Linked DNA regions of Homo sapiens: regions 2 and 3 are each linked to region 1. A link is a contact called in ENCODE Hi-C or POLR2A ChIA-PET data. All regions are on one chromosome and are shown on one strand. Each heading gives the region's core, a stretch centred on a gene start or an enhancer-like site at or near the end of the contact. The rest is flanking DNA. Distances are from core to core; before and after follow the strand shown. Region 1 overlaps SORBS2 (sorbin and SH3 domain containing 2). Region 2 overlaps SNX25 (sorting nexin 25). Region 3 holds the start of ANKRD37 (ankyrin repeat domain 37).

What was found. Hi-C counts contacts between places; a loop is a spot of excess contacts on that map. ChIA-PET counts read pairs that join two places held with the same protein, here RNA polymerase II (POLR2A). Pooled maps may share reads with other maps.
Region 2: a loop to region 1 is called in a pooled map, with 2.9 times the contacts of the local background. The contact joins two enhancer-like sites. A Hi-C loop is called at or near these places in 1 of 37 single-sample maps with no recorded cell type and 2 of 50 pooled maps. POLR2A ChIA-PET finds 5 or more read pairs at or near these places in 1 of 52 experiments (Panc1).
Region 3: a loop to region 1 is called in a map with no recorded cell type, with 5 times the contacts of the local background. The contact joins the promoter of ANKRD37 here to the enhancer-like site in region 1. A Hi-C loop is called at or near these places in 3 of 37 single-sample maps with no recorded cell type and 4 of 50 pooled maps.

What each region holds. Positions count from the first base shown.
Region 1 is chr4:185,735,277-185,738,623 of GRCh38, forward strand. All of the region lies in intron 2 of SORBS2 (sorbin and SH3 domain containing 2), which reads right to left. Among named protein-coding and RNA genes, the nearest start is that of SORBS2, 75 kb to the right of the region's middle. RefSeq lists an enhancer at 1,823-2,392. Within about 2 kb of position 1,677, at least 2 of the 41 ENCODE cell types and tissues checked have a DNase peak (open chromatin) inside an H3K27ac peak, as active enhancers do.
Region 2 is chr4:185,303,319-185,306,665 of GRCh38, forward strand. All of the region lies in intron 6 of SNX25 (sorting nexin 25), which reads left to right. Among named protein-coding and RNA genes, the nearest start is that of LRP2BP, 91 kb to the right of the region's middle. RefSeq lists enhancers at 495-594, 1,483-1,672, 2,708-2,767, 2,853-3,347 and a silencer at 2,877-3,171. Within about 2 kb of position 1,858, at least 10 of the 41 ENCODE cell types and tissues checked have a DNase peak (open chromatin) inside an H3K27ac peak, as active enhancers do.
Region 3 is chr4:185,395,157-185,398,503 of GRCh38, forward strand. It overlaps ANKRD37 (ankyrin repeat domain 37), which reads left to right and starts at 1,685. Exons shown (of 5, transcript NM_181726.4): 1 at 1,685-1,794; 2 at 1,994-2,146. The coding sequence starts at 1,768. It overlaps LRP2BP (LRP2 binding protein), which reads right to left and starts at 768. Exons shown (of 9, transcript NM_001377440.1): 1 at 1-768. RefSeq lists silencers at 891-1,080, 1,301-1,670 and an enhancer at 1,201-1,270.

The DNA of each region.
Region 1 (3,347 bases), core at 427-2,926:
AAGGCATGTTTCTGCAGATACGTCAGTGCTCTAACAGCAACATGTCCTCTGCTAGGAGGACATCCTAGGAGATTCGCTTCCATTGAATCAGAGTAAACTATTTTTTTTTTTTTTTGCTTCTTGGCAGAATATTATTTGCAGATATCTGCAAATTTGGTAGGAAAGCTTTTTTTTCTAAATGGAACTATCCTGAAAACAAAGGGAAAAAAGGGCAAACACACACACACTCACACACACAAACAAACACACACACTCACATGCGAGCCTTCCCCCAAATCCTTCCAAGTCTTCATTCTATTTAAGCTGTTCATAAATAATATCTGATGATAATCTCATTGAAAATGCATCTGTTTTTATGTTAATTTTTGTTAATTTGACATCCCTAGACGATATCATGAAAATATTTACTGTGTGTACGTTTGTGTGTGTGTATGTGTGTGTGTGGGTGCAATTTTGTCCCCTTAGTCCATGATGAATTAAAATAAGTAGTTTACCTATAGATAACTAAAATTCTATACATGTCTTCATGAAGTTTACCTTATTTAACCGTTGCAATTAACACATATCCCAGAAAAATCTTTAAATTTTATTTTTAATATTATCCTAATGTTGCTGAGTTCCCAGCAACACAATTATTTATTGCAGCCAACATCTACCATGCTTACTATTACAGCAAGCTCTTTTCCAAGTTCTTATATCAATAACACACAAGGCAGGGCCTGTGATATTTCCCATTTGTGGATGGAGAAGCAGAGCCGTGGACAGGTGCCAAGTCACCCAGGTCTCAGGGGTGGGGTGGGGTCTCCCCACAGACAGCCTGGCTCAGACACACTCTCCACTGCCGCAGCGCGAGGGACCCTTGTCATCATCCCACAGAGTTTGCCTTGTCATTGCTTCTGAAGTGCTTAGAGACTGTCAATGAAGGAGCAATCTCAATAAACTTTGTGGTTTTGTCATCCTCAGAAATGACCAATCTTCATGAAGGTGGTGTTGTGCAAGCCTGGGCTTCTATTAAAATAAAAAAGTGTGCTTTGCACCTAAGGCAATGGTGGGATTAAAGCAAGTAGCAAATTGATGTTCTCATTTAAAAGTCTTGCCTGGTCTGTGAGTGCCCTGGGCCTGCAAAGGTAAAAGAAGCCTGACCACAAAGCAACTGGGCATTCTGGAGGTTACTGGGCAGACCTGAGACTCCAGAGAAAGTAGGAAGAGAAGGCAGATTGTCAGTTAATGATGGCGGTGTTCGTTTCTGTTTGTATACTTTTAACAGTCTAAAAATGGGGCTTCGGACACAATACCTTTCCTAAATGAAACCAGTGCCTGCTTCGTTACAGGCACAAGGTATGTACTGTGGGTGACATCCAGCCCCCTTCAGTTTTCCAGAGTCTTTCCTGGGGTCTTGCTTGGCTCAGGGCCACTGGAACACAACCCACCCGATGACACCAGGGTGTGTCGAGCCTGTGGTCAAGGTTCACACGTCTGTGTGTGCCACAACCACTGCAGAGGGGAAAGACATCATCCACACAACATCCCACCCTCAGCAGGGACTTGGAAAATCAGGAACCCGATAGTCCATAGTTGGGGAGACTGAAAGGTTCCCCAAACAAGCAAGGCTGCTCCATTTTACCTAACAATACCATACCTACTGGCACGGTTTCTCCCTGTGCCCCATTGCTAACATTTCTCCTTCGAGTTGGCATGCCAAGGAAAGCACAGTGAAAAATGTCTGAGTTCCGGGTTGCTCTTAGCAACATCCATGAATCTGAGTTTCTAACCTCCTTCCCTATAGAACAGTGCCTGAAGGAAGAACTGGCAATGCTCACTGGTGTCAGAATTGCCCACGATTTTTCCCTTTTCAGCAATTATTTAAGTGCTCCAAAAGCATTGCTTCCTTACTGTTTTCAAGGCAAGATAGAAGGAGAGGTTAATCTTGCTTAGAATTTCCTCTGCTTTCAAGTTCCAGGTTGGGGGTATAAAGAGGTTTGATAGAAAAGAACCGCAGCAGCCCAGGCCTGGCTGCAGGAGAAAGCAAAGTGGCTGGGGACAGGGGGTGTGGAGAGCAGGTGGTCTCCCGTCTCCTCCATCAGGGTCAGGAATGTGTCTGCTCCTTTACTGGAACCATCGCCCTCCCTGGATGGCTGTACCGTTTAGGGAGGCCTGTGCTGACAATACAGGTGCAATTCAAAAGAAATTCCATTAAAATAAAGTGGGCAGTGGGGAGAAACGGGGAATTCTGTCATGAAACATAAAACCTAAAATACTGTCTGGTCAAAACCTAGACAGCCTGTGAGACCCATGAGAGCTCGGAGACCCTGCTTTCGGAGCATAGGTGGGGACCCGAGGGGTGGGGCCGTGAGCAGGGTCTCAGGCCAGCCGTGGAGAAGGCGGCTGCCTCTGCGGGGATGGGCACCGCAGCGTGGTGGGCAGATATGAGGAAGGCAAGGACTTTCCCATTGACCATGCAAAACCTTCACGAAGTCAGGGTCTGTCCACCGTCTAAAGATCGAGACCTCATGTTGAGTTCTGAGGTAAAATGGGAAAACAGTTTTAACAGTGCAGTGAAGCTTCCTGCCAATAAGCAAACCTTTCCACCCTCCGCTCAGCTACAGAAACACATTTGGGAGCTCCAGGGAGGAGGCGGAGGGGCACAGGCGCTCCCCAGTGTGGGCCACGCTCAGGTGTCCCTTCACAATGGCAGCCACACTGCTTCGTGAAACGGACACACTACGGGATGGAAAACAGTGAGAGGGAAGCCACGGCATCAAGAAGCAATAATCACAGAATGTTTTTGTGCTGTCCACGCCTTCCTCAACATCTGCCTCCACTTCCAAGTCAATCGAGACAGCCTGTTTATGTGGAGCTTTGAGATGACACATACACTTTACTGACCCTAGAACAATACCCTTTCCACATCTAAAGCAATTTTCGTGTAAATGACTGTGCCATTAACCTTCCAGGGTCATTCAAATATTTTCTGAGAAATTGGCTGCTTTCGGGATTTTCTTAGAATGCCATGTGTTTCATTTTTGTGCAGAACAGATGACAGGCGAGGCATTCCAACAGGACTTCAGTTGATTTAACTAATTCCTGTCAGGGGAAGTGAAGTGTTGGGATTCATAAAGCCGATCCCAGCCCGGAGATTTTCCTTTTCCCAAAACAGAAAAAACAAGACATGCTGTGTGGTTTTGCAACCGGGCAAGTTTCGAAATATTTTTAAGCTTTCTACTTTGCCAAGTATTTCATAAAAAAACTATTTTCTTTTTGTTTCGTGCCAAAAAATGTCACCCCTAAATATTTTTTCCCATATCTGGTCACATGTCCAGGATTTTTTCTTTTCTAAGAATAAATAA
Region 2 (3,347 bases), core at 608-3,107, 430 kb before region 1:
GGAGGGCCTTAAACCAAGGGGAGTGCTAGGAGTTCCAGCACCAAGACATTAAACGAAGGTGCAGGGCGTGGTGGCTCACGCCTGTAATCCCAGCACTTTGGGAGGCCGAGGTGGGTGGATCACGAGGTCAGGAGATCGAGACCATCCTGGCTTACGCAGTGAAACCCCGTCTCTACTAAAAATACAAAAAATTAGCCGGGCGTGGTGGTGGGCACCTGTAGTCCCAGCTACTTGGAAGGCTGAGGCAGGAGAATGGCATGAACCTGGGAGGCGGAGCTTGCAGTAATCTGAGATTGCACCACTGCACTTCAGCCTGGGCGACAGAGCGAGACTCTGTCTCAAAAAAAAAAAAAAAAAAAAAAAGCAAGGCAGGGCACACAGTGGGCACACCCTGGCCGGGCTGCACAAAGTCCATGTGTCTCTGTACTCTTCTCCATCATAAAGTGAGTGATTCCGCCATCAACTCCTGTACGATTTCTGCTATTCCTCAAATATACTCTCCACTGAAGTGGAGTGACACGTTAGACTATGAAATCTCAGGTGTTTAGAGTGGTAAGAGAAGCCCATTTGTTCTTTTCAAAAAAGGACATACCAGCCTCAGGTTGAAAAGTAAGGCAAATATTTTTTTGAGTTCCTTAGCAACTGTTGAGGTGATTTCTAGATAATTTTGAAGAAGTCTGTGATGATTGGTAACTACTGAGAATTGCTGCCAGCTTTGTGTTAAGAGGTCAAGTACCATTTCTCACTTCAAATCTTGACTAGTCCCTAAGTAAATATATACCTGTTTCTTGAACCCTTCCATCAAGAGGATTTAGTAAAACTTCTGTTTACTTATTTATATTTTAGAGACATGTTCTCACTCTGTCACCCAGGCTGGAACATAGAGACGTGATCATAGCTCACTGTAACCTCAAACTCCTGGCTTTAGTGATCACGGCTCACTGCAGCCTCGACCTGCTGGGCTCAAGTGATCCTTCTGCCTCAGCCTCCTGAGTAGCTAGGACTACAGGTGCATGCCACCACGCCTGGCTAATTTTTAAACTTATTTTGTTTTTTTGAGATGGAGTTTTGCTCTTGTTGCCCAGACTGGAGTGAAATGGCGCATCTCGGCTCACCTCAACCTCCACCTCCTGGGTTCAAGCAATTCCCCTGGCTCAGCCTCTCGAGTAGCTGGGATTACAGGCATGCGCCACCATGCCCGGCTAATTTAGTGTTTTTAGTAGAGAAGGGGTTTCTCCATGTTGATCAGACTGGTCTCCAACTCCCAGCCTCATGTGATCTGCCTGCCCCAGCCTCCCAAAGTGCTGGAATTACAGGCGTGAGCCACCACACCGGGCCTAAATTTTTTTTTATAGAGACAGAGTCTTGCTGTGTTGCCCAAGCTGGTTTTAAACTCCTGGCCTCAAGCCATCCTCCCACTTCAGCCCTGCACAGTGCTGGTATTACAGGCATGAGCCACCACATCCAGCCTAAAACTTTTATTTGAATATACAAGAAAGATTCAACAGCTGGTTAGTCTGTCAGTGCACATACAGTTGATTGGAGAACCAGCATTTTCTAGGGAGGAAGTCTCTATTCCATATGTCGATTGCCTGCATTTCACGAGAAGACCTGAGCATCCTGGGCAGAGGAGAGAAGAGAGCCCATGTTGAGGAGTGAGGGAAGGGGAAGGAGGGTGCGGCCTTGTCCTCTGTTTGCTCTAACCTTCTTGTTAGAGGAGCAGGTTGTACCTCTGTATCAGCACTGCTAAGTGGGGCCAGGTGGAGGGTAGGAGGTGGCAGTTTTGCTCCCCAGGGGACATGTGACAATAGTCTGGAGACATTTTTGGTTGTCGTCTTTGGGGGAAGGGATGCTACTGGCATCTAGTGGTAGAGGCTAGGCATGCTGCTAAACATCCTGCAGTACACAGGACAGCCCCCCACAGCTGAGAACTACCCTGTCCAAAATGTCAGTAGTGCTGAGGTTGAGAAACCCTGCCCTGTATTATCCATTAAATCCCTCAGTGAGTCTGCTGAGGATGCTGCCATTATGATATGCCCTGGAACATGATAGCATGTTATGAGGGAAGGAAAATATTCTACTGTTGGTGTTTTTCTTTTTTTATACCTGAAAAGCACAGTGGTGCCATTTTAATCCAGTTGTACTATTTCTGGAGTCATGAGTTTGCACTTTAAGTTACTTTGCTCTCTGCTGCCTCATTAGAAATAGCATCTAACAGTTGTCGTTAGATGTTGCTGTTTTTGTTTTACTGCAAGCCACTTCACTTGCTTAAGGAAGAATTATATCATGGGCAGGGGATTTATAGCGAAAAGCATTTCTGTGATGTTATTCGTAAGTCTGTTGTAATGTCTTTGTAGCCAAAAGGGTTTACCTAATGTCTAATATAAATGTCTTTTTCACCAAATGAACCCAAATTCACCCATTTCCTTTTGCTCTGATCTCAGTAGAACCTAGACTATCTAGACGGAAAAACAGTAAATATTTGAACTAATTGCTTTGGAATATTATAGGTTAGTGCGAAAGTAATCACTTTTTTTGCCATTAAAAGTAATGGCGAAACCCGTGATTACTTTTGCACTAACCTAACATCATGTGTGTGTTCATCTTGGCACCAGTTTAAAGACACACTGCCATCCGGTGTTTCACTGGCCACTTCTTTTTAAAGCTAGATTAAATGTTGTGTGATTAACCCAGTTTCTAACAATGCACAGTGTTACTACTTAACACTCTATAGAGAAACAGCCACATAACTCTGGCATGAGCTGGGTCACGGGGTGTTGTCACACACCCACTCGCCTATACTTTTCTTGATGTGAATATTTCTTGGATGAATGGGTTTTAAGGCCACAAAGAAATGTATTCATCTGCATCACTGGATTTACAAGGATTTTTGCATGCCAGCAGCATGGGATGCATGAGCTCCACGTTAGTCATTTAGCTCTGAATGTGGCATTCGCTTTCTGAGGCAAAAATAAACAGAACCATCTAAGCAACAAGCTGCTGTTGCATTTGTTAGCAACAAGCTTTGTGATCAGACAATGGCATTGTATGGCCCATTATCAAACAGAACGCATTCACGTGAGCAAGCCACATTTAAGCGGAGCACCAAAACATTCTTCCCAGCCTTGCAGCTGGGTTTTAGGGAAGGGTTATTCTCTTTCTTACTTCTCTTTGGAATTTTCTTCTAGGTTTTGTCCTTTTAGAAAGGCGTTTTAAGCTCTCTTTGGGTAAAAAGAATGTAATGGTTGGTAAATGGGTGTCAGTTTTCTCCTATATTTCTCTCTCTTTATTAACATGTTTTAACCCCAAATTAAAATTGAGGTCTAGGTTTGTTTTATAAATAAGAG
Region 3 (3,347 bases), core at 435-2,934, 340 kb before region 1:
CGACTCCCCAAATTTCCTTTCCTTATGAAATTTACGTATGTAACAGGAAGTTAAAAAATAACTACCACTTAATGCATACTGAACAGAATCTTGTTTCAAAGAAAAGATATGAAATATGGAGGCACTTTCACCACACAAATATCCCACTACATATGCTAACTGCAGTATTTATGTTCAAAACTGTAAGAACGTGTCTGATACCCTTTATTAGTTAGGAATTCCTGAAAATGAACTTCTGTGCAAACCTGAAGCTTCAACACGTGTTTTAAAAAGCAGTGCTTATTGAATTGATAAACAAAAGCGAAACTGGCAATATCAACGTGTGCTCACCTCACAAATCTGACAACAGTATCTCTACACTGCCGTTCTTTAAACATCATTAAAAGATATTGTGAATAGTTTAAATATTAAAAATGTGGAATATAAGAACGATTCTATATATTTGAACACACATTTATATTCAAATATTCATATGAATAAAAATGCTTAAAACTACCCCTTGGGTAACTAAGTATAACAACATAAACTTGCGATTGCAAATTTTATGGCTCTTACTACAAAACAAAAAGTAGAATGAAAAGACCACTTATCTTTAGAGGACAAGCATGAACTTGTTTTCTAACAGCATAACAATAAACGTATTTATTTCTCCGAGCTTTCAAAGGCATCAACAGAAGGGAATCACTAAAAATGTAGGGGAAAAGAAACACTCGGCTGGAGCTTTGGTTTCTAAGCAGATCCTTCTGGAAAGACGCTTAGGGAGAGTCTAGGGAGCAGCTCTGACGTCAGTAGCTGCCATCGGAAGTCAGGTCATGTTCTACAAAAAGCAGTGACGCACGCCCGACAGCACCCGCGGGGCCGGACAGCGGCTTCACCAGCCCCGCGGGTCCGAATCGCACGCGGCCGGGTCCGCTCTCCCGGGAGGAGAGCCCGGCGTGGACCAGCGTGACGACCCCAGCGTGCTGCGGCCTCTCCCCGAGGGCCCCTCCACAAGGGTCCCTGCGCGGGCCGGGCTCGGCCGTTGCCACTCGGGACAGCCATCCCCTCGAGTTCGCGCTCGCCGTCCCCGCCTTCACCTCCCGGGTTGGGAGGCGGGCGACTGCGCGCGAGGTAAAGGAACTTGCGTTCCCCGGCGCCGAGGCGGCAGCAGCGCAGTGCACAGCGGCTTCTGAAGGCGGCGTCGACGGGGAGCTGCGCGTGGCTCCCAGTTTCCTGGTTACGTGCGCGCCGGCAGAGCCAAAACCTGCAGCCGAAACTCCCGCTTCTCCGTAAGGATTAAAGGGCGGGCGCACTACCGGGAGACGTGTCAAACTCAGCGCGCCTCATGGCGGCCGCGGAGCCCCACCCGCTCCTACTCCAGTCCTCTCACGCCCACTGACTTACCCTGCGCACGCGCGCTGAGGCTCCGTGGGGCCGCCGCGGGCCCCGCCCCGAGGTGGGAGGGCCTGACGCATCCACAGCTGGCCAATCGGCGGATGGCCTCGCGCGCCCGCCCCCTCCCCCTGCCCCCGGCGCCGGGCTCCACGTGCCAGTGTTTGTGTACGTGCGGCCGTGGCGGGGCTGGACAGGGTCCGGGTCGTTGAGGATTAGGCTGCTCGGGCGTAACCGGAGCTGGGGCGCGGCTGCCAAGGGCCGGCCCGGAAGTCCCAGCGGTCTTTAAATTCTCCCGTGCTAGGGCCAGCCTGCGCATTCTTACCTGTCGGGGTGCGGCGAGTGTCTCACCTCTCTGCACTTCCAAGGACTCTTGTCATCTGCCTTAGGCGGGAAATGCTGTTGCTGGATTGCAACCCCGAGGTGAGATTCGGGCTCACAGAGCCCGAGCTTTTGTCCTGCAGGCTCAAGCTTCTAGATTCGTCTTCTCGTTAATGCGGGGACGGACCACTGGGCGCTGCCTGGTCAGAGCTGGTTGTGAAGGGCGGGGAGGTTTCCAGCCCGGAGGGGCGCGGGACTGGACAAAGGTGGGAAGGGTGCTGGATCTGTTCTCTTCCTGCAGGTGGATGGTCTGAAGCATTTGCTGGAGACAGGGGCCTCGGTCAACGCACCCCCGGATCCCTGCAAGCAGTCGCCTGTCCACTTAGCCGCAGGAAGCGGCCTTGCTTGCTTTCTTCTCTGGCAGCTGCAAACGGGCGCTGACCTCAACCAGCAGGTAACTAGGTAACTGTTGCTGTGTACAGCCGTCCCCTCCAACCCAGACACACACAAACATTTCTCAGACGCCAAGAGTTGTTTCAGCTGTTAAAAACATGTCTATAGCAGCGATGTCCAACAGAAATATAATGCAAGACACAGATGTAATTTAAGAGTTTTTTTCCAGTCTTGATGTGAGGACATGAGAAATTTGAAGTTTTTAAGTAGCCACATTAATAAACGAAACATGAAATTTTAGTATTTGACCCAATTTGTCCAAAATGTTATCAGTTCAATATGTAATCAAAGCAATTGCTGATTAGATATTTTACACTTTCTTTTATTCTGTCTTCACAATCTGGTGTGACAGCGTATCTCAAATCAGACTAGCCACATTTCAAATACTCTAGCCTTAAGTGGCTGTTGACTATCATATTGAACAGCACAGATCTAGTTTATTTCAAAAGAAGTAATTGCTACATTACCAAAAGTCTCCCTGCAGCAATTGAAATACTTAGGAGCTATGTCCACAAGCATTCTAATTTCCTAAAGAGTTTTCTTACTGTAGTTTGCATCTTCCACTGAATATTAAAGCATGGTGAATTTTAAATTGTAAACTTTTCTGGAAGAACTCTTTTTATTTGCTTACATTTTAATGTATGTGCATATGGCTACACGTTTTTATTTATTTGAGACGGAGTTTTGCTTTTGTCGCCCAGACTGGAGTGCAATGGCGCGATCTCGGCTCACTGCAACCTCTGCTTCTTGGGTTCAAGAGATTCTCCTGCCTCAGCCTCCCTAGTAGGTGGGATTACAGGCACGCGCCACCGTGCCCGGCTAATTTGTGTATTTTTAGTAGAGACAGGGTTTCACCATGTTGGCCAGGCTGGTCTCGAACTCCTGACCTTAGGTGATCCGCCTGCCTCAGCCTTCCAAAGTGGTGGGATTACAGGCGTGAGCCACCGCGCCCAGCCACACATTTTTATTAATGAAAACGGTATGAAAAAGCAAACTAAAAGAACTAATCAAAAATAAAAAGCTTTTGCAGCTTACCGAGGAAAAAAACAAAAATAAAAAGCTTGAATTTAAAAATTCAGTCCAAAGGAGGAGATTTTTAGAAGGTTCCATACTGAAATGAATATGCAAGCATAGTACATTTCTATGTTTCAAATTAGCCCATGGAGTTGGCTATCCCTAATGTAATCACTAAAAGTATCTAG